Linked DNA regions of Mus musculus: region 2 is linked to region 1. Evidence: chromatin loops called from intact Hi-C (ENCODE). Cell type or tissue: left cerebral cortex. All regions are shown on one strand. Each heading gives the region's core, and the rest is flanking DNA. Links, peaks and the distances in the headings are about the cores only. Region 1 holds the start of Scn3a (sodium channel, voltage-gated, type III, alpha). Region 2 holds the start of LOC115489595 (a small nuclear RNA gene).

Region 1 (16,478 bases), core at 3,508-11,507:
CAGAATGGCTAAAATCAAAAATTCAGGTGACAGCAGATGCTGGTGAGTATGTAGAGAAAGAGGAACACTCCTCCACTGCTGGTGGGATTGCAAGCTTGTACAACCACTCTGGAAATCAGTCTGCAGTTCCTCAGAAAACTGGACATAGTACTACCGGTAGATCCAGCAATACCTCTCCTGGGCATATACCCAGAAGATGTTCCAACTGGTAATAAGGACACATGCTCCACTACGTTCATAGCAGCCCTATTTATAATAGCCAGAAGCTGGAAAAACCCAGATGTCCCTCAACAGAGGAGTGGATACAGAAAATGTGGTACATTTACGAATGGAGTATTACTCTGCTATTAAAAACAATGAATTTATGAAATTCTTGGGCAAATAGATGTATCTGGAGGATATCATCCTGAGTGAGGCAACCCAATCACAAAAGAAGTCACTTGATATGCACTCACTGATAAGTGGATATTAGCCCAGAAACCTAGAATACCCAAGATACAACTTCCAAAACACAAGAAAATCAAGAGGGAAGATCAATGCGTGGATACTTCATTCCTCCCTAGAACAGGGAATAAAATATCCATGGAAGGAGTTGCAGAGACAAAGTTTGGAGCTAAGACGAAAGGATGGACCATCCAGAGACTACCCCACCTGGGGGTCCATCCCATAATCAGCCACCAAATGCAGACACTATTGCATATGCCAGCAAGATTTTGCTGAAAGGACCCTGATATAGCTGTCTCCTGTGAGGCTATGCCAGTGCCTGGCAAACACAGAAGTGGATGCTCACAGTCATCTTTGGATGGAACACAGGGCCCCCAATGGAGGAGCTAGAGAAAGTACCCAAGGAGCTAAAGGGGTCTGCAACCCTATAGGTGGAACAACAATATGAACTAACCAGTACCCCCAGAGCTCGGGTCTCTAGCTGCATATGTAGCAGAAGATGGCCTAGTCGGTCATCATTGGGAAGAGAGGCCCCTTGGTCTTGCAAACTTTATATGCCCCAGTACAGGAGAACAGCAGGGCCAAGAAATGGGAGTGAGTGGGTAGGGGAGCAGGGCGGGGGGGGGGGGTGTAAATGAAGAAAATATCTAATTAAAAAAAGAAAAACTCTGGAGTTTTTAGCTTTTCAGAGAAATGACTCCATCCTCCATGCTCCTGGAGAGGACATGGTGCTCTCTTGTTTTAGAATGGCTTGGAATGAACTTCTTGGCTCTTTAGTCTCCACATGCAAATCTTCACTCATTCCTCAGACTTGCATTCTCTGCACAGAAGTTTGGGTTCCTTTCCTTTGTCTTCACTTTTTAAGGCCATTCCCACCATAGTTCCAATAAAAAGAAGATTCGTAGGATACTCTGGAACAACTTCAGTTACAGAGAGGAAATCTCATAAAAGTAATGTCTCACAAAGACATGTGGAAGACAGACAAACTAACAAACAAGTGACTAGATTAAACTGAGGCTTAAGCCTGCAACCTGTATACTGTTAAGCCTTTTACAAGATCGTGTCAGTCACAATGCTGTAAGTAATAAGAGTTGTGATTTAATGAATTACTCCAACTCCTGGAAAAGCAGAAGTACAAAATGTTCTGCACAACTCAAGAATAAAGTATATTCTGACTACTGGGAGATTAAAATTCCCCAAAGAGAACTTCTCGGCAGAAAATGGCCAAAGTTATTTAAAGAGTGACTTTTCATCTTTGAAGTCACCCACTGACTAAAACAATATTAAATCACTCTTTAATAATGTAGGGACCATCATTTCTCCTACATTGCTCGCGCATGGCGCGTGATCACATGGAGAACTTCCTGTGTGTAATCTCAGACAGAATGAAACTCTAATTCAATTGTTACAGAAATCACAGAGACATTTAAAGGAATTGTTGAACTTTGGAAATCCTTGAAAACGCCCATATAGACGACTTCTGTGTTTCTCTCTACTCATTTGGATATTTTCCTTGTAACTGTTTTTCATTCATATATATTAGGCAAAGTTTTCTTTCTATATGTTTCTTCCATTTCAAATCCAGAATTTCAAATAACAGACATGGGAACCTAAGAAAGCTATGTATCAATAGTTGTCGCATTGAAACTTAACGTGCCCAGTTGAATAGGTAAAATTAAATTAAATTTCTAAGTTAACTGTGGAAAATTCTACTGAGACTAATTATGTATTCAGATAGAAATTCAAACTTTAGGGACCTAGAGAGCCATAGTGGATGTGGCAGTTCGTATAACATAGCGTTTCTTTGCTTTGCAAGTAAGAGAACTTTTATCATCGTCCCACAGTTAATAGAGTGAAAACCAGTATTATTTTGCCCTGAATTTGGTGGCTACCATTGGTTACATCACAGTAAAGGGCAACCAAAGAATGTGCTAACTTTACCCACAAGGCAAAACACATGTCAGGTGAAGCTGAGTGATGGAAGTTGCCTCCAGATCAAATAGAGGTGCAGGATGCAATAGCAGCAGGTCCGACACTTTTCCTTTCCAAAATTTCTAGACATTAAAATTATAGGAATTTGGATTCTGCGTTGCATACCAGTTGGATGTGAAAATTGTTCATGGGGCAATACTCAAATGAAGGTAAAAAACAAGCGAATTGAAGTTATCATCATAGAACCTAAAAGTTCCTAAATTAATTGTTTCTGATTTTAATTATATTTCAAGAGCAGGTGAGCAACTGATCCTCCTTCTCTGTAAGATGAATAAAGCATCCAGTTAGAGAAGTACAGAAATGAATAATAGATTTTCCAAGACAAGCGAGACATTGCCACAAAGTAAGTCCACCAAGTTTCTGTACAGGAAGGATAACAAGAAATAGGGATGTGTGTAGCCCCTGAAGGCAAGAAATGTCACCATCTCATTCTATGCTCATTTTTTGTTGGAAAAAAAAAAAGACATTACTTACTTGCACTTACAGATGGTTTCTGATAAACTTCACCCTGCAATTAACGACTCACAGGAACTTGGAGGAAGCTGGAGCCAAGAGAAATGACTGGCAACAGATTCCAGGCTCAGAGCCTGTCCTGCTGAGACATGTTACCCTGCAGTTGCTCAGCCTTTCCTGCTCTCGGCCGTCCTCTCTATGCTATCCTGAGTCCATTAAGTCATCCTGGTGGCCATGAAGATGGAGCTGACAGCCCTGTTACTGGAGTCAGTTTAAAGAGGCCCAGGGTGGTTGAAGGAAGGGATTAGGAGGCCTGGGGTGCTGAAAGGTCACCCAGGCTCTAGCTCACAGAGATCCTGGTAGCACACAGCTGTCAGAAGCACCAAGCTGCACTTAGAGAGTCTTTAGGGAGAAGTGGGGCCTTCGTAGCATGTCAACAATTTCATCAGGCACATTTTGCCTTCCCACATATAACTGTGACCTTAACAGGATTTAGGCCCAGAGAGTTTGGGTCTCAGTCAGAGCTAAGACATTTCTTAGGCTTAGGTGCCGTGATCTGATTATCATAGTATTATAGAAGTTACTTTAAAAAAAAAAATTGTGATCCCTCACAAAACATAGATTTGCCTCTGTGAATCCTCCCAGAGGCCTTTTGTCTGAAATGCAAGTCCTCTTAAGGTAAGATGAAGTGATGATAATGCTCTTGGTTTATCATCACTTGATTTTGCTAAAAGGAAAAAAAAAATGAAACATACAAACAAGCACAGTGCAGTCTGAAATAACACCAATGGACAGGGAGAAACATCTAGAAGTTCCACGAACTCACCAGAAAGGGCCTGCATCCACTAACTGACATTGTCATGGGTAACACATTGGTCTTGCTGATGTTCAGCCAAAGCCCTCTTCCAAGATAACACTTAACCAAGATAACATTTAACCACAGTTCAAATCCCCTCTTGGTTTCCTCCCTCTCCACCTTCCCCGTTGTGGCAGAAGGTATTCATCACTGGCACTAATAACAGCAATGCTACCTGTTCCTTTCTTGGGTGCTGGGGTGGCAAATAAGAGAGGAAGGCGACAGTCACTAAGCCCTGAACAGAAACTATTTTATTTCCACAGTTTTCCAAGTAGGCACATCATTGCTCTATGGACAGTGTGCTAGAGGCTACAGAACTTGAGTTATTTGTTAGAAAACAGTGAAGCTGCTAAGCTCGTCCCCAGTTTTCCATCCACTGCTTGCTGTTTCTAGCAAAGAAGGAACTGGCCAAAGACCGCCAAAATGTCTCCACTTCTCTACCCTCATGCCCAGTGAAACACTCATTGTCAAACTGGAGTTAGGAGATCCAGGGATGCCCCTCATAGAGCTGAACTCAGAAATCAACAGCAATAAGTGGAAGGAATTAGAATCTGGCTTTGACTTGACTTCTCAACTACTTCTGTGGTAGCTGCTGTCCTTTTGGAGCCTACAAAGCTCACAAGTGGCAGAACCTGAACCATGTCCCCATTTCCAGCTCAGAGTTAAGCTCTACCTTAAAAAAAAAAATAAAAGTAATGTGTGCCTTACAAATGAATCTCTGCATTTTTTATAAAGAGTGAAATACTCTCATTAGCTTTAGATGGCTTGTAATAGGAACATTTCATTTCTGATGAGTTCAAAGGGCATGTTTTGCAAGGTGGAGTTGTGTGTGCACATCAGCTTTTCCCACTACGACCATATGTGTAGAAGAATAAGCAAGACAAGCAACCAGGAGAAGTGAGCATCCAAGCCAGATGAGCAGCTAAGGAGGCACGGCAACTTTAAAAACACAATCAAACAGGTAGCATCCAGGGTCCAAATATAAATATCCATTCATAAATGCAAACTAGTCCAATCAACCAGCTCTGGCATTTACAAAGCACGAAGTTACTCACTTTCAATCACCTGCAGGCGTGGCGGGTACTGTACAATACATCTGAGCCAATTAGCATTTATTTCTGAAAACCCTTTCCAAGAAAACATTTTTCTTTACATCCTATAGTCAGTCGGAGCTCTGAAATATGTGAGACAAGGGCTTTCTGCTGAGGCAGACACTATTTTGAAATGTTTTAAGGGGGAGTGTATTGCCTCCCGATGTCATTTACTGAGTGAGATTGCTTGGTTTGTTCGCCAACATGATGAGAAAATATACTTCAGGTACCCCAAGGTATTTTTTTGTTTGTTTGTTTGTTTTAAGGCCCTTTGTTTAGTACCGACCAAAGCCTGGGTTGATATCACGGGTCTGTATTTCTTGCAGGACACACTGCTCAGAATAGATTAGATGTAATATTTCCATGCAGATTCTCCTCACAAACACTAATGGCTTCATCTTTGTCCTCACAAGAGACATTACACTACCTATTGCACACACACACACACACACACACACACACACACACACACACACACACACACTCACACACACTCACACACACACACACACTCACACATGAGAGAGAGAGAGAGAGAGAGAGAGAGAGAGAGAGAGAGAGAGAGAGAGAGCTTTGTAATCTTAAAAACTTGTCTTTCCACTACTGCCTGTAGGTCTTCTGCTAATGTAGCAGTGTGATCACTGAATGGAACATTATGAGTGTGGTGTAAAACATTTCAGTGACAGGCACAGACTCTACACAATGTAAATTATTCTCATTTGGTCTCAAGTGAGTTTTCCTGGTGATTGGTAGTAATAGTACTGATAATAAAAACCAACCATGAAATGTTCCAGGAAGGAAAGAAACCTACCCAGCTCTCAAGCTTCTGGCTGTTAAAAGGTAACAAAACAGGAGGGTATGGGACATACAGGAATTCATGGATCATTTCACTTTTACCAAATCAAATGTATTTTAATGTTACTCTGGGTGGTCTCTTTCCCTCTATGCTGATAAATTTCTAAGAAAAATAAGAATGTCTAAATAGCCAAACACCCTTATATATTGATATCACTGTCTGTATATGGCTTCTCCAGAGCTTCTAAGTAAATAAAATTAAATTGAATTTAAAAAAAAAATAAAGCACAGAAAAGGTAGCTCCAATCTCACTGAGCATTTAATGATTTAAAGATGCCGAATAGGCGGTGTCGTCCTGAAATCTAGTGGGTTGACATTAAGTCTAACAAAACAGATGTTCTCTCTATACAATGAACCCCAAACATCTGTTTCTTTCACAGACACACACTCCTTAATTCCTAGTCTGTATTGTAAGTCACCATTTCCAGACAGAGGCTGTTTCCTTTGAAAGATAAAGGAATAATAGTAAGCAGTTTACAAATCAAATGATACCTTTAGTTCTTATAATTTACATCTAAACATTAGGCTTTTAAAAATGGCAGCACGGGGAGGATTTTAAAATGAGAAGATGATCTGGTGGCTAGATTCTACGGTGCAAATAATTAAATGTTTTGTCAGCTTACCTGATGGAGAGCCTTAGGAATCACAGCTCAACAAAGGACAGCATCCAAGATGGTTAGAATGGAACGTGCCACCCCCAGTAGTTCTTCAGATTTGGGCCACAGGGATTTGCAAATTACATTCAATTTTTTTTTCTTGCTTTCTCTGTGGATATGAAAACAAAGAGACCTTTCCAGAATCCTTTCTGCTTATGCCTCCGCTTCCTGTTCTGAGATTCACTCTATGATACCCAACATATATCAGAAAACGGCCCTGGAAGGAAAAAAAAAAAAAAAAAAGAAAGAAAAAGAAAAAGCTGGCAGCATTCAACGTGTTACTGCCATCTACTGGCAGACACACGCCATTGCGCAAACGACAAAACACTCCTATTATTCTCCATCTCTTCGGAAGGCAGGAGGCAAACCTGTATGGAAACATTATGAATCATGTAAGGGCCCCACGGTGACAGCAGAGAGATGATGGAGGCGGGGGGGGGGGGTGGTGGGGGGTAACCTAGCTACCACACGAGTGTGCACAGTTAACCTTTCACGCCTCTTTATGTATTTACTTTTTAATTTTCTAGTTGTTTGATTAGGAATCACAGGTTTTCATAAAATCTTCTCTAAGTCTGCTCTTCCAAGATGAGGTCCCCCTCCACACAAGGTGAAAAATCTGGTTTCTTAGAAAATAGTACAACATATATGCAGATGTAAACTTTTCATATTTTTTATTTCTTTCTTTTGTTTTGGTTTTGAAGACAACCTCTGATCTGAATACCTTATTTATTTATTTATTTATTTATTTATTTATTTATTTATTTATTATTTTTTAGGTGTGTGTGGCATATATATGTGCTCCTTTAGGGGGTGTGTATGTGCTCATGAAGGGGCAGCGTAGGTGGGGGTTGACCTCAGGGGTCTTCCGTGATCTACCTCTAGCTCAGCCTTTGAGACATTAGGGCAGCAAATGCTTGCGACATTGAAACAGAATCACGTAGTCAAAGGGAAAATGACTTTTGTGAGTTGAGGGGGCTCTTAACAGCAGTTTTTGGTTTTACTTTTCACATTTAGAGAAAAATTATCTCATTAAACATGGAATTAGACTGAAGCAGCAAACTCCCCGCCTCTGTCCCCACTGCTGGGGTAGAATCAGCACCGTAGCAGGCCTGGTCTTGGACGGTGAGGATTTTTTAAAAAAATTCTTATTGATTCTTTGTGAATTTCACATCATTAGCCCCAATCCTACTCATCTCCCCATCCCTTTGTATCAGCCTTCTGCCCCTGCAACATCTCCCAAAAGAAAGAAAGAGAGAGAGAGAGACAGAGAGAGAGAGAGAGAGAGACAGAGAGACAGAGAGACAGAGAGAGAAAGAAAGAAAGAAAGAAAGAAAGAAAAAGAAAGAAAGAAAGAAAGAAAGAAAGAAAGAAAGAAAGAAAGAAAGAAAGAAAGAAAGAAGATCTCTCACCTTGGAAGCTGAGGTGTGTCATTGCAGTGAGTCATTGGTCTGGTTCGAGGCCTCTGGCTTCTGCTACTCCATCAATCCTGGATCCTCACCGGGACTCCGCTCAGATATCCTGTCGTTGCCCTATAAGGTGGCGATCCTGCAGCTTGGATCTGCAGGACCACCCAGTCCTGCTTCAGCTGTTCATAGGTAGGGTAGATGCTCGAGTGGGTCAATTCAAAGCACGGGATCTGGGCCTGGGTGGTAGCTGAGGTGGTCAGCCCACCGGCTCTCCAGGGCCCATACCGTCAAGGCTCGCTGCTCTGGAACCCTTGGGACCAGCTCTCCTATGTTGCCTAGGCTAGGGCTGGAGATTTTAAAGGAGGTCCTAGTGCCTGAAGAGCAGATCATTTCCCAACCAACTACTTCAGATAGCCTTGGCTTACCTTCTTCAAGGTGGATTTCAGCTGTTCCTGCTGTCATACATACACCCCCCCCCCCCAAAAAAAATCTTGTGGTCAAAAGAAGCTTGTTTCTTTGACAGTACATATTGATGCAACACACATACATTTACATGTTGACAATCTATCAGCCTTGAAGACAAGGCTAGACCATAATTGTCTATCAGGAAGAAGTTTACTCATAACGAACACTGGAAATTCGGACATCATTGTTTTAGACGTGTGTTCAAGAAATACTTACTTTATTTTTAAATTATAGTCCCCATTTTGCCTGATGGTAGAAACGAGATGCACTCAAGCCTATCAACATTTGTCTCTGGGGATGATTTCCTTAAGTCCTTTAGTCTGGGATTCACAAGACCAGGGCTCTCCTCTGAGGCAGATACTATTATGAGATGTTTTCAGAGGGAGTTTAGATCCAGATGAACTGGGTCACCCAAGGCTTTTCTGTACAATTTCAAGTTTATGTTAAACCAGTGTATGGTTTCCTGAGGTACCTTCCTGTATCATAGAGGGGTAAGCTCCAGGAAACATGCATATGGAGAAAGCAGAATATGGTCCTGAGCTATTCTGTAAGTAGATGTCCAGACCTGTCTAGAATCCTCCCCCGACTCACAGATGTCACCTGTCCACACTGACCCATGGGCCCGATCACCTGTGTCATGCTTATTAAGACAGCTGCCCACGTTTATGGCCATTGTTTACCCAGTGTGTTTTCAGCTCTGCCGACCAAGTCACAAACCCTCATGACTTGTTCCTGCCCTTGGGAAAGAAGGTAAAACGTGAGTGAACTCTTTCTAGCACTTGTCTGGGCTGACAGAAGATGTTCTCTACCCCAAGTACCCATCTGTTCCCCACCATTTTCAGCACACCTGAGGTCAAGCACTGTGGTTATTAGCCCAGCGAGGCACAATATCTGGCATCTTAGAATGCTCTAACTTCTTCTCTTCCTCATGTTCAGATAATCCTACTTGGATCTCTCATGCCACAATAACCTGGATCCATAGGTTTTCCTCTCAAATCATTCTGTCTTACATCTAAGTGATCGGCTACCTCGTCCACTATAACAATTCGCCGTACTTGGTGGCTCAGACCTACCTGTGGATAATTGGTGACAATTGGTGTTTGTTAAAAACCTGTCAATCATAACAGGTTTATGACTACACACCATGACAAAATACAAATCCAAGCCCAGTATATAACCGACTCCAGGAGTTTCTGGTAGTGCTCCCCGACCTGGCATCCTGAAACTTCACCACCGTCTTCTGTGTGCACAGCATGTACACTGCCCATGCCATCATGCCGCAGTGGTAAAGAATACTGCCTGAGTCACCTCAGCCCTGGTATGAGGCTAATCTCTGCTATGAACTGCAGTGATTTGACTGTATATACAGAGTGTTCTGCTCTTATAAAAGCATAAGAAACCTAATTATTGAGAACAAAAACTTCAATATTTCCCTACTGCCATTCTTCAGCAGGTACCAATTTAGTAACCCGTGGATTGTGTTGTGTTCAAACGTTTAATATTTAAAGTTGCTACATGCATTGCTGATTTGAGGGTCATAAACATCATTAGGTGGATAGTATCTGGAATCAGGACAGAATTGTCAACGATTTCTGAAATGTTCATAGAAGCCCGCCTGCCATTTTGATTACAAAGGTATATAGCCCCCCCCCCATCGACACCTATAAAGTCAAATCATAGACCAACTCAATAAAACTTTGAAGATTCTCAGTACCCTAATGTTATAACTCTTCAGCTAAACTCTCACCCTTTTAGTTTATTCCAGATCCAGAAAAGAACACAACCAAGGTTAACCATCACACTTGGTAAATGCGTCCTGGGCAAATCAGAGGGGTTCTGAGCAGAGGAAATCCACAGCCTCCAGCTAACTCCTTGGGATTCATCTCCCCGTCCTTAGGTTTCTGCATCCTCGAGCTCTGCAAGAACAATGTGTAAGAGCTTTACTTTTGGTTGATGCTGATTTCTAAGTGCTTCTTAGCCATATGATATTTTGTTTTAGTGCCCATAGACTCTGAAAGGACTACAGGATTTTTTTTTTTTAACAGTGTGAAATTAGCTCTAGCTGAACGCAAATGTCCCTTAAGAGCAAGTGGTGCTACTGGCCAGTATGTGGTAGGACTATGTGTACAGACAAGAACGCTCATGACTGCATGGCTACAAACTAAACACATGGGAAGCCACCTAAGCATTCACCAACAGGAAGAATGGTGAAAGAATGGCCGGGTGTCCTTGACCTGTCATAGCAACACAGACGAAGGACAGGAATTCAGGTGCCAAGATGGTGCCAAGATGTTTTTCAGAAATACACAGCTGAGGAGGAAGAAGGTTGGCACATATAAACAAAACACGGGGATTTCGTTATTAAATTTAGAAGAGGGCTAAATGGATTACAACGGCAGAAGTAAAGAACAGCGTTTTGTCTCATGCTGAGACACCAAGCATGGTCGAGAAAGGTCATGATGAGGACTGTTTCTGGTCACCCACACACTGATGGTTTGATTGTTGTCACCTCTAGAGAGGAGAGATGAATGAGACTGTGTACGTGTCTCTTTTACTTGAAGTCCCACATTTATAGGTCTATTCATGTAAGGTTTTCTAGAGCTGCATGTTGCTCTGTTATCCAGATAGACTGGAACTCATTATGCTTTTGCTTTAGCCTACACAGCTCACTCATATTGATGTCATTTCAGGGATAAATGTGAAATGCCAAGTACATTAACGGTGCATCTTCATATCCACTATACTTCTTTATCCCTCCGCCACTCCCTCTTTCTGTTGCATACTTGATGATGCCTTTGGCCATTGTGAATGTGCCCTGGAACTCTTCTTCATTCAGTTCCTCTGTCTTGTTACCTTGAAGATAAAGTTGCTTCCCACATATTTTCATTTGTGGGAAATAAGCCCAGGCAAACTTAAGTCTTGGTGCTCATGGTTTTGCAGCTCTGGAGTCAACTTTATGTTGTAGGATTCTAGCATACATATGGAGAGCTCAGGTAGCCCGTTGCCTAATGTCTAACGTGTAATGATTGAGAGGAGCAAGCGATCCTCTTCTGGAAAGACAGCAAAACACTTTCTTGGTTATAACACCTGCATTCTGTGAAGTGTCTTTAAAAATTAGGGAGTATAGATGAGTTTCACAACTTTCAGTTAGAAAAACCAAATATTACATGGTGGTAGAATTGGTTTAAAACCCTTGGTATTTGTTCGTGCAAAATCTGCTTGCTAGAGGGACTGAGGAGAGGGCTCATACAGTGAAGCGCCTGCAAGCAAGCATGGGGTCTTGAGTTCATATCTTTAGAACCCACATAAGAAGCCAGGCATGAGATGTCTAACCCAACTCTGTGGGTGTGAACACATGGGTATGCCTGAAGCTCATTAGCTGCCAGCCAGCCTAGTTGTACTGATGAGTTTTGGATTCAGGAAGAGATTCTGTCTCAAAGGCTGAAAATATAGAACAAGCAGGGGAAAACACCCAACACTGACCTCTGACCTCTGCATATATGTGCACACATATGCGTGTGTACTTGTGTACACACATGCACTCATCAATGCTAAGTATGTATACAACACCCACACAGTGCCCCGCAAAAAAAAAAAAAAAGTAAATAAAATATACCTACTCCATGAGATGGTTATCATGAACTCAAAGAGTCCAGACATAATTACTAATCAGGTATAATATATTAATTAGGTATATTTTAGTTCAGCAAGATTAATATATTTTTGCCAGGCAGTGGTGGTGCATGCCTTTATTCCCAGCACTTGGGAGGCAGAGGCAGGCAGATTTCTGAGTTCGAGGCCAGCCTGGTCTACAGAGTGAGTTCCAGGACAGCCGGGGCTACACAGAGAAACCCTGTCTCGAAAAACAAACAAACAAACAAAATTAATATATTTTTAACTTTTATGATAAAATGGGAACACAGTAGAACATATTCAATTTCCGTGTGGTCTCTAGTGTAGCTTGCCTTCTGTACTATGGCTATACAGCTACCTGATCGCAATGTTATCTTGAATGACTTTGCCTGTGCGGCTCTATTCCTTCCCTTCTGAAATTACTTTCCTTTACTGCCGTTATTATCACAATTTCCAGCTAACACCTGGGCAACTGCTAATTACTCCAGAATACTCAGCTAGGGTAATGAACTTGATATCCTGTTGCTCTTCCCATAAATGACTTAGATAGCCTTCTCTTTATACCCTCGAGACCACTTTCTTTCCACCTGTCATCGTCAACACTTCACAAGACTATGGGTTCCTTGAGAACAAACACTGCAGCCGATTTCCTCTTTAAATTGCTTCATACAGTTTCCTAGAACATGACAAGTACTGTGCTGGGATAGCACCATGAGGCCACCTACATGGCTTTGTATTTCATGCCTCTCCCATTTCGGGACACAGTAACAAGGCTTTGCAGCCCAAGGATGAGCTAGAACGAGGATATTCTTGTTTTTCTTGAGTTAGACAAGATTGCACTGCTACCAGTCATGCATGGCAACCTGTAATTTACTGTAAGACATCAACCTCACTGCTGCGTTTCACAGATCTGTCTACCTTAGATGTGGAAATGAGTTAGCCATTCAAATGACTAAATATTCTCAGGTGCCTACAAGGGCCCATGACTTAGAGTGGGGTTTCATTAAAAAGAGACAGATGTGACAAGGGCAGGTACCTGGAGCTGTACACTTCTGCTGATCTCTGGAAGGGCTGCCAGGTAATCTGTTTACCCATAGGCTCACACTCTCCACTCTAGGGCTTTGTGGCTAAGCAACAGGCCTTTCCATTTTTCCTACACACACTTTGTTAGTACAACACTGTCAGACTGTCAGATCATCCAAGCTAAGGGGGAAAAAAAAACACTGTTGTTTTTTCCATAAGGCTTAAGCATCTACTACTAATAATAACAAGAAAGTACATAACATAATACAGGTAGAAGATCTTTCATTCCATCATCTAATATATAGTGTATGTAAGTAACTATGTCCAATCTATATATGATCAAGTGACTAGGAGGAGGAGTAAGGTTTTAATTCTGTATGCTCTATGTTTTGTCCTTGCAAATGTTGACTTGCCTCATGATTGTCAGCTTCCTTTGTGTTTTTACTGTTTGTTTTATATTCACTAGTTTCAAAGAAGACTGTGACTCGGTACATGTTTGCGTAAGGTTCTGGGCTGGATTCCCAACTCAGAAAAATCAGTCTAAAACCAGAAAGACAGGAAAGAAGGCTCAAATCACAGGTCTTCTTAGCCCAGAGGATATACAGTTTGCTAAAGCGTCATTCTATGAAAGGTATATTTTTATTTATTTTTTTTATTTTCAAAGATAACTTTAACAACTACAATATAAGAAACTCTGAAGAGTTTCTAAGCTCACATTATAGTGAGAGAGGTGGGTGCTGGTTGTCTAACCCAGATCTGGGGGTTTATATTTGCTATGAGTGGTACATATTTTCCTAGTTTACCACCCTTTGGTTTCTTCTTATCCTCTCTTGGTTAATAAATTGTCTTGATCAGGTGGTTATCTTTATTTGAAGGAAGCAATATAATTCAAGATAAGGACTTCCTCTCCTCTGTGACCAGAAGACGCAATCTAGAACCTGGAGAGTTTGCTGTCTTGGCATTAATCCTGACTGTGAACGTGAGCTAAGGCTCAGTCTACAACCTACCCATGTGAGAAATGACATTAATTTTTATTATTGAAACTTGTTTTGTGTGAATTCTGATACCCTACCCTCATTGAGTAACAAAACACACAAAATACTATTTTCAAGGCTTATCTCCCCTCTTTCTCAAGTGCCAAAGGTATAAATAATTAGTTATCCCCCCTCTATTCTACCTCTTCTACCCAACTCTTTCATCAACAATGAAATCTCAGTAGACACCAGCATCTTATCCATAATCGGCTTGTGTATGATCATGAACAAGATGTTTGACTTCTTGAAGATATAGTTCTAGTATCATTAAAGTAAAGACAATATTAGGCACCTTGCTCATATACTTGGGGTGGTTAAATAAAATCAAATGTATGCAATCTACTTAACACAGCACAGTCATTGCCCCAATAAATACTAGCATTTTATTTTCAGTGATATATGATTATTTTATTATGGCAGCATAATTGTGCAACAGACATCTTTGTGTTCTTCTTTCTTTGAATCTGACCAATTTCTCATCACAGAAAATCTTTCAGTCCTTAGCTTACTATGAACCAAGTATCTATGACCAGCAGGCCCTACTCAAGTTTAATCAACCAAATATGAAAACCTGTTTTCAAGGGATAAAAAGAGAATTTTTAACATGGGCACTGTCTTAGGGTTTTACTGCTATGAACAGACACCATGACCAAGGCAATTCTTATAAGGAGAACATTAATTGGGGCTAGCTTACAGGTTCAGAGGTTCAGTCCATTATCATCAAGGTGGGAGCATGGCAGCACCCAGGCAGGAATGGTGCAAGAGGAGCTGAGAGTTCTACATCTTCATCTAAAGGCTGCTAGCAGAATACTGGCTCCCATGTAGCTAGGACGAGGGTATTAAAGCCCACACCCACAAGGTCACACCTATTCCAACAAGGCCACACCTCCCAACAGTGCCACTCCCTGGGCCAAGCATATGCAAACCATTGCATTCCACTCTCTGGACCCCATAGGCTTGTTCAAATACATGAGTCTGTGAGGATCATATATAACCATAGCATAATTTAAAAAGTACATTTAGTACAACTTTTAAAGTCTCGATAGTCTATAACAGTATCAACCATGTCAAAAGTCCAAAATTCAAAGTCTCTTCTAAGATCCATCCAATTACTTAACTGTAATTTCTGAATCAAGATAGGATATGAGCTCAGCAGACTTGAAACTCTGCATCTCTATGTCTGCTGTCAAAGCACTTTCTAGATCTCCAAATTCCTTTTCATCTTTATTGACGACAACAAACTTCTTTTCCTGGCCTGGGTCCACTCCCTATTAGTAGCATTCCTCAGAATATATCCTATGGCTCTGGCATCTTGAAAATCATGGCTCTACAAGTCAGCTTCAATGTTACAACTTCTAAGCTCAGGTTGTTCTACTCCATTGCCACTGCTATTCTTGGTGAACATCCCATGGTACTGTAATCTTCAATACACTGGGGTCTTCCATTGCAACTAGGCTTCACCAGTAGGTGAGAGCCTCTTATAGGCTCTCTTCATGGTGTCGAGCCTCAAATCCTTTGCATGACCCCTTCAATCCTGGGCTGTCAACTACAACTGAGGCTACACCTTCACCAATGGCATTCCATGGCCTCTCACAGTGGAAAGCTTCCGCTGCTCTTCATGACCCATTTATGTCTTCAAAACTTGTACTACCTGGGTGACTCTTATATATTGCCAAGTACAGTTGGAGCATGAGGTACAACCTTGGCTATCTCTGGAACACAGCTTCTTTGTGCTCTCAGAAAACACTTCCCAGTATATTTCACCTCAGTGATGCTGGTCTCTTCTTAATCAGCACTAATTTCTTAGCTACAGCTAACCAGCATAATTATCCCAGTAATCCCTTCTATTTTTCACTTGAAAGCCAGAGCCACATGGCTGAAGCTGCCGTGTTCTACTGCTTGCTGGGACTGGAACATGTCCCACTTATTCTATTAGCAGCTGTCTGTTTTCCAACTTCCTCACTGCCTAAGCTTGGCTTTCCTGGAACTTGCTCTGTAGATTGACCTTGAACTCAGAGATATGCAAGGCTCTTTCTCCTATAATTCTGGAATTAAAGGCATGTACCACCATGTCTGCACTTAGGTTTTCCTTCACCTAGAACCTGCTTTGTCCCAGGATGGCCTTGCAATCAGAGATCTGCTTGGCTTTTTTGAGACTTTCTTTGTGAATGCAATGAATGTAAATCTCTTTAGCTTAGACTCAGATAGCCTCTTCAGACAAGGTCAAAATGTAGCCACATTCTTCACCAAAATACCACAAAAACAGTCTCTAAGTCACATATTGTATTTCTCCAATGAAACCTCTTGGGGCAGGTCTGTACAATTCAAATCATTCTCAGTAACAAAGTCTTCCATATTCCTAATAGGGTAGCCCATAAAGCCCAACTTTAAGCATTCCACTGCTTTCCAAAGTCCCAAAAATCCACATTCCTCTAAACAAAAGCATGGTTAGGCCTATCACAGCAATACCCTACTCCTGGTACCAACTTCTGTCTTTGTTAAGGTTTTACTGCTGTGAACAGACACCATGACCAAGACAACTTTTATAAGGACAACATTAATTGGGGATA
Region 2 (16,478 bases), core at 5,417-13,416, 420 kb before region 1:
TAAGACATAAACAAAATAAGAGCTGTGGCAACATCCTGAGTGAGGTAACACAATCACAAAGGAACTCACACAATATGTACTCACTGATAAGTGGATATTAGCCCAAAACTTAGGATACCCAAGATATAAGATACAATTTGCTAAACGCATGAAACTCAAAGAAGAATGAAGACCAAAGTGTGGACACTGTGCCCCTTCTTAGAATTGGGAACAAAACACCCATGGAAGGAATTATAGAGACAAAGTTTGGAGCTGTGACAAAAGGATGGACCATCTAGAGACTGCCATATCCAGGGATCCACCCCATAATCAGCTTCCAAACGCTGACACCATTGCATACACTAGCAAGATTTTGCTGAAAGGACCCAGATATAGCTGTCTCTTGTGAGACTATGCTGGGGCCTAGCAAACACAGAAGTTGATGATCACAGTCAGCTATTGGATGGATCACAGGGCTCCCAATGGAGGAGCTAGAGAAAGCACCCAAGGAGCTAAAGGGATCTGCAACCCTGTAGGTGGAACAACATTATGAACTAACCAGTACCCCGGAGCTCTTGTCTCTAGCTGCATATGTATCAAAAGATGGCCTAGTCGGCCATCACTGGAAAGAGAGGCCCATTGGACACACAAACTTTATATGTACCCAGTACAGGGGAACGCCAGGGCCAAAAAATGGGAATGGGTGGGTAGGGAAGTGGTGGGGGAGGGTATGGGGGACTTTTGGGATAGCATTGGAAATGTAATTGAGGAAAATACATAATAAAAAATATTTAAAAATATATATAATGATTGGCTTTTACATAGAACAATAAGAGAAGAAAAATAAATAAATGGATACAATAGGAAAAAAAAAAAAGAGCTGTGGCAACTTAAATATCTGATAATCAGAAAGACAAAATCCTAACAGATTAAAGGCAGTGGTTAGAATGCTTTAGGTATTAGATGCTGGCACTGGTTTAACAATTTTCTACAGATTTTTATTTGTCAGTTTATGTCCTTCCTTATCCAAGAATAGTCACTCGGGTTAGGAAACAATCCTTAATAATATAACTTGCATTCCTTAGCTCATAAATTGGCTACATTGCAAAGTTCTCATAGAACAAAGTACAGCCTTTTGCGGTTTTGTGTGTTTGTGTGTCTGTGTGTGTTTGTGTGTGTGTGTGTGTGTGGTTTATTAGCAAACAAATATATATTGACCCTCACATTTTTAATGAATTCTGTGGATTCTTAAATTATTCAAAGCATACTTATTTAGTATTTCCTAGGGTTTGCTGTCATTGCACAATACAATGACATACTTGTCCTGACAGATCTAATATCTGACAGACTGGAGCACATGTCAGCAATACTGCAGACCACTTGCAATCTAATCCAAGCCTAGGCTGACCTCACCTCACTATGCATCCACCTCCAGGCCTCAGATTTGTGACTCTCCTGCCTCAGCCTCCCTAGTGCCAGGATTACAGCTGGGTGATACTATTCCTGCTTCCTAATTTCTGCTTTTTAAGTTGAGATCTTTAGGGTGTATCCTGCCTATTGTTTCTACAATGTCTCAGGCTGCTTTTTTCTTTTTGTTACAGTGGTAGGTAGGATTATATGGCTTACAACGCCTAAGACTTTTATGTGGCCTTTGATACAAAAAGTTTATGGGCCCTTGTGTATTGGAAGTAAGTGTTTGATATAATATCAAAGAAAGACCAACAGGAAAATGCAGGACTAATCTTTATACAGGAAAAAACTTGAATAGTATTCCTGCATAGCCAGCTTGGCATTCAGGGTACTTCTCAGTTTGGAGCTTCTCTTTCCATGGGTACCAACTGTCAACACACAACTAAGCTTTCATCAGAACACAGTGCTCTTGTCTTTCTTAATGGCCTGTCCTTTAGGAAAGTGAATTTAAAAAACCTTTTGTATCACATTTTCCTCCAATGCCTGGTGATCCTAAAACATTCCCACTTAACACAAAGACATTAAAACAACACACAGAAGTCCTGGTTTTTATTTCATGGGCGGAGATGGGGCACCAGAGACTTCACTGTAGGGAAATCTGTGACCAGCCACCCTCCTCTTTGGGGGAAAATGTAAATGCCAGTAAAAATGATTTTCTAGTAGTTCAACTTGAACCTAGCTATTAGCTTTCAGGAGCTTGACAGGAAAACGAGGCCAGGAAACTCACAGTTCACTGTTCCATATCAAGTTCAGCACACCTGCTTAATGCCGCGCCTCAGCCTACCACCGTGTGATCTCACTGTGGCCCCAGGTCCGTGATGTAGTTTTGAGAGAGAGACAAGTCTCCTGTAGGAAAGCTGAAGGCCCAGTTGTCCCCATGTGAACCTAAGGGGAGATGTCACTTTACCTTTATCTTCAAACTACCCGCTATGCTCAGCTTGGCTTCATACTCAGATCATTGCAGTACCTGTGCAACCTCCACCCCCCCACACCCCCGCCCCCCAAGCTGTGTGCTGAACCCAGGGCCTTACACTTCCCCATCTCACAAGAGCTACGTTTGTAATGGCACTCTTTCTTCCTCTTTCCCTGGTGCAAGCAGCGTTCTATCACACAACGAGTGTCTAAGTCAATGAGTGACTTCAGGCTTCATTTTGCAAAGCCTGGATTTCAAGATTTACTAAACAAAAAGAATATACAGACTCCCATCTGTAAATGCTGGAGTGGAGAGAGTGTGAGGAAATGTCTTAATTGGAAAATGGCCTTAAAACAGACTCGGAGAGAACCAGTTATCTGGGAGAAGTTCACTTGTCAGTTCTCCCTGGAATGCCAAGGCTCTGAGGCGCTGGATGCAGAGTATGTAAAAAACAGTAATCCTATAGTATTTCTAAAACTTTCTTGGGGAAAGACCTGAGATTTTATAGAGTAAGATTTAAAAGCTTGTAAGAACAGTTAGAAGGCTATAGCAAAAATTTATGTGGGAAGCTTATCATACACCTCAAATGTTGGCAGTGTGGAGGCCTGGATTAACTATTGAGCAGGGAGAGAAAGAGAAAGAGTAAGGGGGTGGGGGATGAGAAAATTGAGAATTTACATAAAGTCACTAAGGGGACTATATATCCCTTTGGAACTCTGAGAGGGGCTCTGGCCAATTCCGCCCAGACCTTATCTACAATCCATGTATAAGCTATATGTAAACAACTCTCTGGCAAGACCCCAGCTTAGCAGTTTTCTTCCCAGGAAGTGAGTGGAAGCAATGAAAGAAGGCTGTGCTAATATGTGACAACTAGTCGGTGCTTATTTCCTTCTGGACAACACCATTTGAATAGCTCTGTTAACACACACACACACACACACAAACACTCATACATGCACACACCACAGATACTCACATAGAGCACACACACACACACACGCACACGCACACACACACACACACACACACACACACACTCATACATACACATACACACCACAGATACACACACAGTACACACAAACATACATACATACATACATACATACATACACACCACAGATACACACACACACACACACCACATAACACCATTGAGATCTGTGTGCACTGGCTGGTATAAGAAGGGAGAGTTACATATTCTAGGAAAAAAATATGAATTGAAAACTTTAACAAATTTGTGTAGTGACCTTGTTTTATATACAGCTGTGCCATTAACAGTAAAGGAGGCTATTATCTTTTACAAATGTAGCTTCAGACCAGTTTAAATGGTTAAAATATATAAGAGAAGGTTCAGTGTTTGACGCTAAACCACTGCAGAGTTTCCCTCAACCAGAAAGATGGGAATCACAATGTAGCCCTGTCACAAAGGAGCCGCAACACTAAATGGCAGGACTCCAACTCTGAAGCAGGCGCTGTGGGCAATCATACACACTGCTCCCACAGAAAATGAAGTCAGCCCTTAAATATAGATGAGGATTATCCACCTGAATGCCAAAGCACTTTTGCCAAAGACAACAATCTTGGCTTAAGAATAATTGTCCTCATATGACAGGACTGATAACAGTTAGGGAGCAGGTCTGGCCATAATTACTACTGCCAGGGAAAGAGCCATCCTCCTGTAGAAAGAACACCCCAAAGCACGTTATTAAGTGGCTAGGGAGCATATGCACTGAACTGCCATGGCCTCACTGATGTGCGCAGTGGTCTCTTCCCCCACTTGTCACCACAGCACTGTGAGTTCTGATTTATCGCATTACCAGGTTGCAACATTACTTGCAGACATTTATACAATGATTTCCTGGAAGGAATACTTAAATTTTTTAAAAGCAGCTAATTAAAAAAATGTCTTCAAAAAAACTCTCTTTGACATAAAGAAATCCCTGTGAGATTTCCAACTTTTCATAAACAACAACCAAAAAAATCACCTTTTATATTTAATTCCTTTCTATCATTGCATATGAGCTCAGATCTACCATGAAAGCTATTCCTACTCCGTGACTTTACAAATGAAACAAATGAGGTTTAAGAAATCATAGTATATTTACCACCCATAGTAATCATTTGGATTAGGATTTGTCTGATTCTATATTTAGCATCCTCATGACTCAAAGTAGTGTCCATAGTGGTGAAACGACTGTTTAGAACAGGATAGCTGCTTTATGACATAGTTTTATCACACAGATCAAAGGCTTCATCAAATCTTTCCTAAATCCTCTGAGACCCTTGCTGTATCTGGGACACAGAGTAGTAGTAATCTTAACCTGGTTTTGATAATGGATGGCTAGAGCTTCTATTTCTGTGTTTCAAAGATCCAGCTGGATATCAAAAGATTCAGGCCACAATGCAGTAAAGGGCTTCACGAACAGTCTAAAAATGACATAGGTGGATTTCCAAGCCTGCACATGCTTAAACAAGGCCACTTGCCCACAGGGTGCCTAGGTAATTTTTTATTCAATCTGGGGCAGCTGAGAGCAAAAGTAATGACTCAGGGATAAAGGGCACTTACAGGAACACCCTAGAAAACGGGAACACCCAACAATAAGTGAACTGATACACTGCCTTACACCTAAAGAACAAGTAAGATTCTTCTTATGTGTGCTTTTTCTAATCTGCCCTAGTCTCTAACAATGTATCTTATGCAATTTCAACAAATCCTCAAATCCAAGTTGTGTTGTTTCTCTGCCTTGCCAACAACTGAGTAAGATCTGTGCTGTGCGAACTCTTCCCGAACCAAAGGAACTCAGAAATGGAACACTGAACACTTTTCTGCATCCAACATGGAGAAGACATTTCATCCTGGATTTGAGAATGCTTTACTAGGGATTTCTTCATGTCAAAGAGAGTTTTTTTGAAGACATTTTTTAATTAGCTGCTTTAAAAAATTTTAAGTATTCCTTCCAGGAAATCATTGTATAAATGTCTGCAAGTAATGTTGCAACCTGGCAATGCGATAAATCAGAACTCACAGTGCTGTGGTGATAAGTGGGGGAAGAGACCACTGCGCACATCAGTGAGGCCATGGCAGTTCAGTGCATATGCTCCCTAGCCACTTAATAACGTGCTTTCGGATGTTCTGCAGGAGACAAACACTAAGCAGCAAGATGTGAAGATAGCTAACACTTGAACACTGTGAAATGATTTCATATCAAATATTAAAAATAGACAAGGAGTAAACAGAGTTTTCTCCTGGAAAACCATCATTTTATACGGTGGTCTACTCCATCATTTACTTTAAATGCTATTTCCAGAACAAGTTAGAAATAATGACCTTTATTTAAGAAATGAAAAACCCTTCCATATAAGAAGAAATCTATTCCAGCTGCCAAGTGCATTCCAGACCTAGAGAAGCTGAAGCAGGAGGATTAGGAATTCAGAGCCAACCTGGGCTACAGACAAAGATCCTGTTGCAACAGCAACACATGCATCTAAATAAGCCACCACACCAAAACACAAACAAACAAAAAAACAATTAAACAACAAAAAAGAATATACTCAGAAAATATACCAACCACACCCACCCTCCCCACTCCCACAGAGTTGTGATATGGTTTGTCTTCATTATCAGCCCGACTGAACTTTCAATCTCCAAGAGACAGAGCAGAGCAGGTCTTTTGAGAGCTTTTCTCAGATAAAAAGCCCTATAAATACGACATTGATTCTCAGAGGAAATCATATGCTTTTTCTTCAAAGACGGGGAGAAAATGTCATAAAGCAGTCACTATCAGTAGAATTAGGAATCGTGTCTATAAAGGAAATCAGAGCTCGATAGTAGAAAAGGAGACACAGGAGGCCTTAGTTAGAAACTAATGGAGTGAGGGAGTGAGTCCTGCTTGGCCATATAAGGGGCAGCATGACATGGTTGCTGCCCCTGAAACATAGCCAGCAGGCTTCCACAAGTGTGGATGGTTGCTGTGGATATAAGGGTTGTATGTATAAAATACGTATTTTTTTTTAAATTCATGTTCCTCCTTGGGGAAGTACTCTCCCTGCCAAGGTTATTAGAGAATGTTCTCTCTGCCAATGTTAATGACTCCATGATAGTTAGAAACAGTGAGTCCAGGAGTCGGGTGTGTATTCATGTCCTTAGCAAGAATGGTAAAACTTTCAGGACAGCCCTTTAAGGCTGTGGGAAAGAACTCTAAAAGCAGGAGTTCAAAACTATATAATTTCTCAACTATGCGATATAGAAGGATGAAATATGAATTGTATAAGGAGCTTCATAGATCCACAAGAACAGGGGGAGATGGACTATGAGCCAGCTTGTCAGAAGGATACTAGCAAAATGCCACCCGAGTTTTTGTTCGTGCTTATTACAAGGGCAGGCAGATTCCTGAGTTCAGGGTCAGCCTGGGACAGAGAGAGTTTAGGGCCAGGGCCAGGGGTGGTAGGAATGGTAAGTTCAGGGCGGGGTCCCATCAAGCTGCCTCATTGTCTCTGCTTAACAAAGTCAGGCAGATTCCTGAATGTTTTTGCAATGTAAAAAAAAAAAATTGCTTGTGGTCCTTTTCCCAAGATTCTTAAGAGGCTATGGTCATGGGATACTGATTCATGGGCTGATCAAGTGGGAACCTGGAGTAAGTGACTGAACTGATATATACATAAAAGACTGGGCTGTTGGTCTGCATAAGATGAACCAGCAAGTGAGTGATAGTTTTGGGTTTTTTTTTTTTTCTTTTTTAGAATTTTCTCTTTCGAGAGCTGAGCTGTTTTAGAGATCTCTGGAGAGTAAACACAGCTTTTTAAGAATGTTTTCTAACAGTATTTCTGGTTTTGGTCCGAAAATCCATGAAGAGCAAACATAGCTCATTTAGAGTACCTCTTTCAGAATTTTTCTAAGAGGATTTTTGACCTTGGTCAGAAATCCCAAGAATTACTTAGAGAGCTAACATAGCTCTTTTAGAATTATTCCTAAAATATCCAAGAATTTTTATAGCAGCTTTTCTGACTTTTATGGGAAAATTCTTGAGCTATCCAGAGAGATTTTAGAACTTTTTTTTTCTAGCATGAGAGAGCCATCTCTACATAGAGCTGTCTTGAGCAGAAACTTATTTGGAGGAACTACAGAGCCCAGAGCTATGTAAGAGAGCTGTCTAGGGAGCCCTCTTGAGCAGACTACAAGGCTGGCTGTCAGCTGTCACCTGCCATTTAGGTTTGAGTTGTTTGTTTCACTGCTCTCAAATATTGCCTCCTCAGAACCCCTCTCCAAGCCAAGGCTGGTCTTTGGTGAAGACTCCTACAAAGACAACTAACTCAGCTTCCATTATGGGAATTTATAGCTCAGAATTTATAGTCACTCCATGGTAAAGAATTAAAAGGACCAAATAGGGAGTGGGTTTCTGACTGTGCTGTCTGGTTTTATGTCAAGTTGAAACAAGCTAACGTCATGTCAAAAGAGGGAGCCTTGATTAAGGAAATACCTTGGTAAGACCCAGCTGCAGGCCCACTCATCCTCCTCATCTATGAGCCACTGGGGCAGAGGAAAGGGCCAGCCCCACAGATCCAAAGCTGCAGTATCTCCATAACAACAGGTTATCTGAGGAGTCCCTGGGAGGATCCAGTATTGATGCTATATTAGAAGCCAGAGGTCTTGAACCAGACTCATTGCAATGAACCTAGTGGTAAAGATGTATAGACAAAAGGGAATGCTATGGGACACACCATGACACACTACAACATCCACAATGAGATTTTTTTTTTTTATGCTTTGTATTTTATTTTTTTGTTTTGTTTTGTTTTGGGGGGATTCTAGGACAGATAGCAGATACATAGAGACAAGGAGACAAGCTGATTTGGATGCATGAGGTAAAACAAAAAAATCAATAAAAGGTTAAGATGTACAGTAAACCTGTAGGATATCTTCTTAATTAGTGACTGATGGTGGAGGGCCCAGCTCGTAGTGGGTGGTGTCATCCCTGAGCATATGGTAGAAGTTCTATGGGGTTCTATAAGAAATCAGGCTAAGCCATCCTTGAGAAGCAAGCCAGTCAGTAGTACTCTTCCATGGCCCCTGCATCAGCTCCTGCCTCCAGGTCCCTGTCCAGCTTGAGTTCCTGTCCTGATTTCCTTTCATGATGAGCAGTAATACGGAACTGTAGGTCAAACAAACCCGTTCCTCCCTATGCCGTTTTGTTGGTCATGGTGTTTTACGGTGAAAATGGAAACCCTAACTCAGACACTGACCAAACCAGCCTGGAAAAACATCTGTTTTTTGTTTGGGTGGTTGCTTTGTTGTTGTTTTGCTTGTCCTTTGGTGACAGGGTCTCGTTAACTGTTGACCACAAACTTGCTATTTCTCTGAAGGTGACTTTGATTCCCCTACAAACTTCTGATCCCCCAACATCTGACTCCCAAGTACTGGCGACAAACATGGCTCTATTTAGCAGTTTTTAATAAGTACAACTATAATGTGAAGTTTTTAATTCTGATCCATACGCATTTTAACAAAAACTGACTCACAATGGTGTAGCCTGTCACTTTTCTTAGTCTACTCACTTCCAATAGGTGGCACTCTACTCCATGTAAATACTCCTGGGTTGGCTGCTGATCCGCCCTGTACCAGTCTGAACTGCTCTTAGTGGCACTGACCAAGGGAATAGGGCCACAGGTTTTATATGAAATATCTCTGGGTTATTTAACACAAAAACCTTGAGGTCACACACTAAGCTATGAAGCAAAGTGTAATTTTCATGCTGGGGTTTCTACTTAAGGGCAATGTTGCCTTTGTTGGCAGGCATGGTATCCGAAGATTCAATCATATCAAAACAAATGTCTACTTGTATAATGAAGGGCTGTCTCCAGGCTTGTTATACACGGTGGCCTTTCCTTCCTCCCTGTTGAAGAAGAGGGTTGCTAGTACAGCATAGGATGCCCCCCCACCCCACCCCCACCCCCAGCCACATCCTCAATGGGAAACGTTCATCAATCTCCCAAACTGGACATTTTGGTTAAAGATATAGAACTTTCTCCTGGGAGGCAGCTGCAGGAGGAATGTGAGCAGAGATCAGTTTGTTTTACAGACTGAAACACTGTCTCAAAAACAAAAAAGGAACTTTCCCCAAGCACCAGGGTATCTCATCCCTGAGTGCAGCAGCCTCCCATGCTCACTTGAGCAGTTAAGGACAGCAACAGTGAAAAGAGCAACTCGGTGGGATACCTGCACATAGGCGCATACACCCAAGTGCATGCACACGCAAACACACATGCGTGCACACACACACACTACATGTTATAGACAAATATTCTAGTTCCTCCTTCCTTCCATCATCCAAGCTATTTTATTGCAGACAGAAATGGCTAGAGTTTTCAATCAGACTACAGCTACCATCAACATAAGCAAGGGGAGAAGATAGCAGAGACAGATGGACATGGCATCACTAAACTCCGGTATTCACTAAAGCTGCCATGCTAAGTCAGGATAATGTGTCTTTGCTCTCCCCTTAGCATCATTGATTACTGCCCCAACGTCACTGTGTTCCAAACCAGAATAAGCTCTAGGGAAAACCAGTGGACACACAAAGGCATTCTTCTGCAGGTAAAGTTATACATGCCCATGTTCATGAAGGGAACATTTCAGACATACTCTTGTATCAGAAATGTGACAAGAGATCTTGAAACATCTTCCCGCAGATAGGGTAGGTATACTTTAGGAGAGAAATTCTTTTGAAAAGTAAAGCACAAATATACTCTTCATACGTATTACGTTCTGATGCCAATAATGTTTTCTGCACCAAATGCATGGGCAATCATGCCATCAAAATACGTTTGCTGGCTAGAAGATGGATAAGCAGTTAAGAACACTTGTTGCTCTTGCAGAGGCCCAGGGCTTTATTCCCAGTACCCATGCAGCAGCTCACAACGGTGCACAACTCCAGTTCTAGAGGACTTATGGACAATCTTTCCTGACCTCCAAAGGCACCAGGCATGTATATGGAACTAAGATATACCTGTGAGCAAAACACTCATACATATAAGCTAAAATAAATAAATTTTTAAAATGTTAGAAATAAATGGTTAAAAATAATATTCAAGTATAATTTAGACAAATTCAGAAAAGATATTCTCAAAAAAGAATCTAGAGACAGACCCCTCAGAGTTTTTGATTTGTCTAAAACTCACTCTTGTACTTCAGCTTATTTAAAACTAACTTTCTCAGTCCTACACAGAATTCTTGTATTAATCTGTAGGATCTTTTTCCCTTTTACAATTACAAAAATGTTATACTGTAATTTTTCCATTAGTTCACACTTTTAATAAATACAATATATTTTACTATTTGTGTTTTTTGGGCTTATTAACAACTTTTAGAACAATGGCTCATCAGTAGCTGGACTTGTTAAGACAGCTTTAATCACACCCTTAAGGACTCCTCACACCACACTCCTGTAGTACCCCCAAATTACTCTTGGAGAAGCCCACACTACACTCTGAAATACATAGCAAGGTCTTTCAAAAATATCACAGAATCATACAAAGACACTCCAAAGCACACTCTACGTCATCAACAGTTAGAATACTCATTAATCCTCTAACTGAAAGGCTCATAAAAATGACCACACACAGTCAGCTCCTGGGTGACAAAGCTATTAAAAGCAAGCTGCTACATGAAAACCTGCTAGCAAGTAATTTCTAACTCATAAAACTTGAGCCTTCAACTTTTTTAAAAAAAAAATTAAATTAGAGACACTTCCTTTCAGGGCCCTCCTGCTTTGATCTCTACCTGGAAAGAATGGCTCAGCAGTTAAGACTGTTCTTCCAGAGGACCCAAGTTTGATTCCCAGAACTCAATTCAGGTGGCTCACAATGGCCTGTAACCCCCGCTCCAGTGGATCGTAGACCTTCTTCTGGCCTCTGCATGTACCTGCACTCAAATGTGTGTGTGTGTGTGTGTGTGTGTGTGTGTGTGCACACGAGGTTAAAGACAGAAATACATCTTTGTTTTGTTGGTGGTGGGTTTTGTTTTGTTTTTTAAAGACAAACATATAGAAAGCATAGCATGGAACAACACCATGGGAAAACTATCCTACTGCATAAAGAACCGAGAGTGTGGAAGTGAGAGGATGCAGGTGAGTCTAGGGATGTCAGGAAGCTTTCGGATGAAGTGCCATTGGAGCTGCATAAGCTTCCTGGAGTAAGAGCAGATGGAAGTCCTGTAGAATGCTGGGGGTGGTGTTTATAAAGGTACTGAGGTCTTTTTTTTTTTTTTTAAAGGATCTGTAGAAGAATGAAGAGTCACATGGCAAAGCTTAAGATACATCAAAGACGGCAGGGAAGGAAAAGCCTACTTAATGTCAGAGGAGAGATTAACATATACCAATCTTCACATGGTAGTCTGGACTTCCTTAATTCAGTGTTCAATCGCAATAGCTGCATAAACTGAGATGACCTTAAGTCAAGCAATCTGTGTGTCCAGCAACAAAGGGCCAGGGGCCAGGTGACAGTGATCATTTCCCTATAGAAAAGAACTTGGGAGGCGGGGAGGAGTCTGACTCTGTGATACAGAGCTCGATGGCCTTGAACCCCAATATCCCTCCCCATCTGTAAACACTAGAGCCAATATATGTGCCAAGCAGTGATAGTATTTCATGTAACCCTAGCAATATACAATGTGTTATTTAATCCTAACAATTCAGGCACAAACCTTTTCCATAGATAAGCAAATGCCGCAATGCAACCAACAATAGCTGGGCTGGGACATACACAAAGGTTGATTGATGGAAAATTACCCAGGACTGAGGAATGGAGAAGCCAAAGAGCTAGAAGACAAAGGTATGGAAAGTTCTTCAGGCCTCTGGACCTGGCAAGAATGCTTGTAGCAAAAATGATTCAGAACCTTTAAGTGATAGATGAAGAAAACCCAGAGCCAAAGAAAATGTGGACTCGAGGAATACAACGGGGCATGAAATCCAGTCAAAGTCAGACTAAGAGAGGAGGAACAAATCCAGCCGAGAAACAGAAGGTGGAAACCCTGATTCAAAGACTACTAAAGGAAGACGAAGGTCAAGGTCTCAGCCAAGGGCAGTTCACTGTGATGAGATAGCCCCAAGCTCTCAGGACGGAGGACTCAGGATGTAGCTATTCAGAGTAAAGGTGGCAAGGAGGAAGCCTGAGACTTGTGAATGGGCAGGCCTCATAAGAAGACCAGGGTTCAAATCCGAGGCCAAGCTGCTAGGATAACAGCTGATCCCAAACAGAAAAGACCACAATCCAGTGAGCTTACTGGGACATCTAAAGAAGGGGGTGGCCAGTGATGAAACCAGCCTTACCTACAAACAAGCCTTAGAGAAAAGCCAGGGAAACTGAACAGCTGGGAGTCAGCTTTGAGGCCTCAGCTACATCAATCCCTTTCACCGTTTTACTTCAGTGTGTGACAGACTACTGATTTGAGTGTTTCATGTGAGGGCTACGATGTTAAGAGTCCTGGTTTGAGGATCATAGTCTTCTGCTTCCTCCCCCAGATGAGGCAGGCACAGGTGGAAGGCTACCACGATTCATGACAAGTGCAAAAACCTCATCAATAGGGCTCAGTGAAGAAATCCTGAAACTACTTTAACTACAAAAACAAATGGAAACAATGTAACTTACTGAGACTTAAGACTATAAGCTGGAATTCTTAGAAGAATTTCCTAAGGCTGCATTCATTATATTTTCATCAGTCTTTATAATATTTAGAGTTACATATGTGTGATAGTTCATATATGGTTGGCCCAGGGAGTGGCACTATTGGGAGCCATGGCCTTGTTGGAGTAGGGGGTAACCTTGTAGATGTGGGCTTTAATACCCTTGTCCTAGCTTTCTGAAAGCCACTATTCTGTTAGCAGCCTTCAGATGAAGATGTAGAACTCTCAGCTCTGCCTGCGCCATGCCTGCCTGGATGCCACCATGTTCCCATCTTGATGACAATGGACTGAACCATTGAACCTGTAAGCCAGCCCCAATTAAGTGTTGTCCTTATAAGAGTTGCCTTGGTCACGGTGTCTGGTCACAGCAATGAAACCCTAGGTAAGACAATATGATTGTGATGAATTTGAAATTATCATAATCCCGAGTGAGAGTTTTATGGAAAGCCATAGAGGTGTAATGCAGTAACACACTGTTTCCTTCTTTTGCTACACATGCCCAGCATCCCATAGTAAGGTCAAGCAATCTCTACTTCTAACACAAGCCACTGGATCACAACACAGTGGGGAAGGCAGAAAAGTGCACAGTGAGGTCAGGTATACGGTCCATGCCACTCTCTACCTCAGGATGGAAGGGAAAATTACAAGTGGCTTTGTTTCATTTCCCCACCTTTCAGATATTTAAAACTGTTAATCTCCTAAATCACACCTTCCTTCCCTGCCAGCTCACGATTGACTTTCTATTTCTGCTCAACGCAGCCAGGATTTTATTTTATGGGATTAAATGAGTGAACTTAAAAAAAAAATCCCTAATGTTGCATATAAATCTATTTGTTTGGATAAAAAAGAAAATGCTACTTTTTAACTAACTCTTACATCCCAGCAGCAGCCTGAAGCAGAAAGAACAAATTGGTAAGGACAGAAGGAAGAACTGTGCTGCAGACACTGGCTCTGGAACCTGGACTGACACATGAGATAGTAGGACTGGCTCTTTTCACCTACCAACAAATAACGAAATAGGTAAAAAAAATTCCAAATCTTAATCATTGAGTTGGATCAGTAGAATACACAAGCTTGAGACTGACCCACTGATAGAGAAGGCCTACTACTCTTTTCGCCCTTCTTTAAAAAACAGAGAATAACTCAAAATCAACAGGTATATTGTGTCAAAGGAAGATAAATGACGACGTCGGTCACAGTGGTTTCAATGGTGGCAGAAGAGCGTGGGGTGCTGGTGTTTTAGCCGCTGCAGCATACCTGCCATGAACAGTAGTAGACTTGAGGATATCTCCCGGCAGGACCACTGAGAGCTCAATATCTTTATCTATCATATTGTCTTGTTGCTCTGTGACGACAGCAGTAGATTCTACAGGGTCTTCAGCAGAAGAGACATCAGTGCCCTTCGTCTCGGCCGGAGGAAGAGGCGCCTTCCCTTTTGTTTTCCTGCTACGAGAAGAAGAAAATTCAGAAAATAAAAAAGATGCTTTCCAGTATCACCTAGTTTTATTAAAGAAAAACAACTAAACAACAACAACAAAACAAACAAATGAAAAACCTTAAGTTTTTATGACTTTCACATCAGGAAACTTTTAATTTATTAAACTGAAAGACATGAAATATAAATGGCCAATAAATACATGAAATATATTCATCACTAGCCCTTAGAGAAAGAACCTAAAATAGCACTGTGATCTCAGCTCGTCCTAATCAGAACAATGGACATTAAGAAAACAACAACAACAACAAAAAAAAACCAAACAACTAACACTGTTGAGATTTACAGAAAAAGGAGCCCTTACAAACAGTTAAGTATGACAGTAAACTGGTCAAACCACTTTGGAAATCTGCATGACTGTTGTGGGTTAAATCACAACCAATGGACTGTATGACCCAGCTGTGCCTCTCCGCTCTTCACTGAAAGGGTATTTAAGTCAGGATACCATAGCATCCTTGTTAAAGGATGTTCACTGCCCCACTATTTACAACAGCCACACTGTGGAATCATCTTAGGAGTCCATCAACAAGGATGCATAAAGGACACGGGTCTATACACACAGAACGGCATATGATTCAGCTGTAGCATACAATTATATCACCTGCAATAAAACGGATGCAACCGAGGATTATGACAGTAAGTGAATTCTGGCTCAGAAAGACAAATCGTGTGCATTTTCACTCATTTGTGGAGCCTTGACTTTATATAGGTACTATGTGTATTACCTAAAGGTAGAAAGAAACTATGTGAATGAAGATGAGTAACAGGAGAGGGAGACAGGAGGCAAATAAAGGACATGGGGGTGAAGCGAGAAGGGCACTGTGCATCTGTATGAAAATGGCCTTATGAGACCCAGAGCTCTCTGTGTATAATTATCATATTCTTAAACAAAAAAGGCAAGGTAAAGAGACTCCCTATTGGCCTTCATCCAGTTCAGTGTGTTCAGTCCTACTGAAGTAAGAATATCATCTCTTCTTTGATGAGATAACTTATGAACAATGTCTCAAGATGGACTGTTGTACTGTACACCTCACAGTGGTCTCTGAGTCTTTCCTGATTTCTTTCCAGTTTAGTGTACCCTACTTCTCCATCCAGATAAACCTTATCTATCCTTTACTGTCTAGCTTACTCCCTCTGGCCCCAAACATGCACACAGAGCTTCTTTCTTCTTTGAATTGATGCAGTGTTTTCAACCAAATCTTTAAATCCAGCTATTTTTTTTTTCCTATCATTCCCTGCTCACCAGATCACCACTCTGAATTTACGATACCAGAAAAGAAGCAAGAAAGCTGTAAGTGGCTGTGTTTGGTACTGCTCCTAGCATTGAACAATGAACTCCCTCACTGTCTGTAAGACACACACTCAGACACGACTGTTACCCAGTAGGCATTTTCAGACGAGTTTAACTGAGGCAGGAAAGATCCACCCTGAATGTAGGCACCACTTTCCGGAAGGCTAGGGCCCAGATGGCATAGAAAGAAGAAAGGGAGAGCCCTGGAATCCTAATTATCGTGACTTCCTCACCATGACGGACTACGCTGGAAAATTAGGAGCCCAAATACATTCTTCATTGCTTTTGTCAAACACTTTGTTGTAATGGAAAAATAAAATAATAATAATTTAAAAAAAAAAACACAAAGTAACTTTCCTAGCCTTGTGGTTCACGGACCTGTAAAACTGCTATGTAGAAGGAATATGGAAGGCTTTGGAGCTGTAGGCTAGAGAAGCCCAAATATGCTATGAGCAGAACTGAATGGGCCATTCAGGACTTCAGAAGACCAGAATGCCTTCAGAAACACAGGCAGTAAAGGTCAGGCTCTCCAGAGGGTTCTGAGATGAACAGGACTCTATCAGGAACTGGGTTAGAGGCCATTCATGTTATGTTCTGGCAGCGAGTCTGGCTGCATTATAAAAACCTGAGTGAGTCTAAAAGTAATGGACT

What was found. Hi-C counts contacts between places; a loop is a spot of excess contacts. Peaks named below come from ENCODE experiments on the same cell type or tissue, not always from the same donor. Only the 100,000 strongest peaks of a DNase experiment are listed, where the experiment ranks them.
Region 2: a loop joins it to region 1, with 2.5 times the contacts of the local background. A loop is called at or near these places in 22 of 42 quality-filtered maps.

The regions. Positions count from the first base shown.
Region 1 is chr2:65,560,952-65,577,429 of GRCm38, forward strand. Scn3a (sodium channel, voltage-gated, type III, alpha) reads right to left here and starts at 6,541. Exons shown (of 27, transcript NM_001355167.1): 1 at 6,315-6,541. Gm34833 (a long non-coding RNA gene) reads left to right here. Exons shown (of 6, transcript XR_003953838.1): 3 at 9,974-10,149; 4 at 13,341-13,505; 5 at 13,750-13,885. In left cerebral cortex, for the core only: CTCF peaks have their summits at 4,807, 5,010 and 6,641 (motif pointing left); DNase peaks (open chromatin) are centred at 4,871, 5,025, 5,580, 6,405 and 1 more place; H3K4me3 peaks cover 2,171 bases; H3K27ac peaks cover 1,184 bases.
Region 2 is chr2:65,136,681-65,153,158 of GRCm38, forward strand. It overlaps Cobll1 (Cobl-like 1), which reads right to left. Exons shown (of 14, transcript NM_177025.6): 2 at 14,299-14,487. LOC115489595 (a small nuclear RNA gene) reads left to right here and starts at 7,234; the gene lies at 7,234-7,292. In left cerebral cortex, for the core only: a CTCF peak has its summit at 8,928 (motif pointing right); a DNase peak (open chromatin) is centred at 8,964.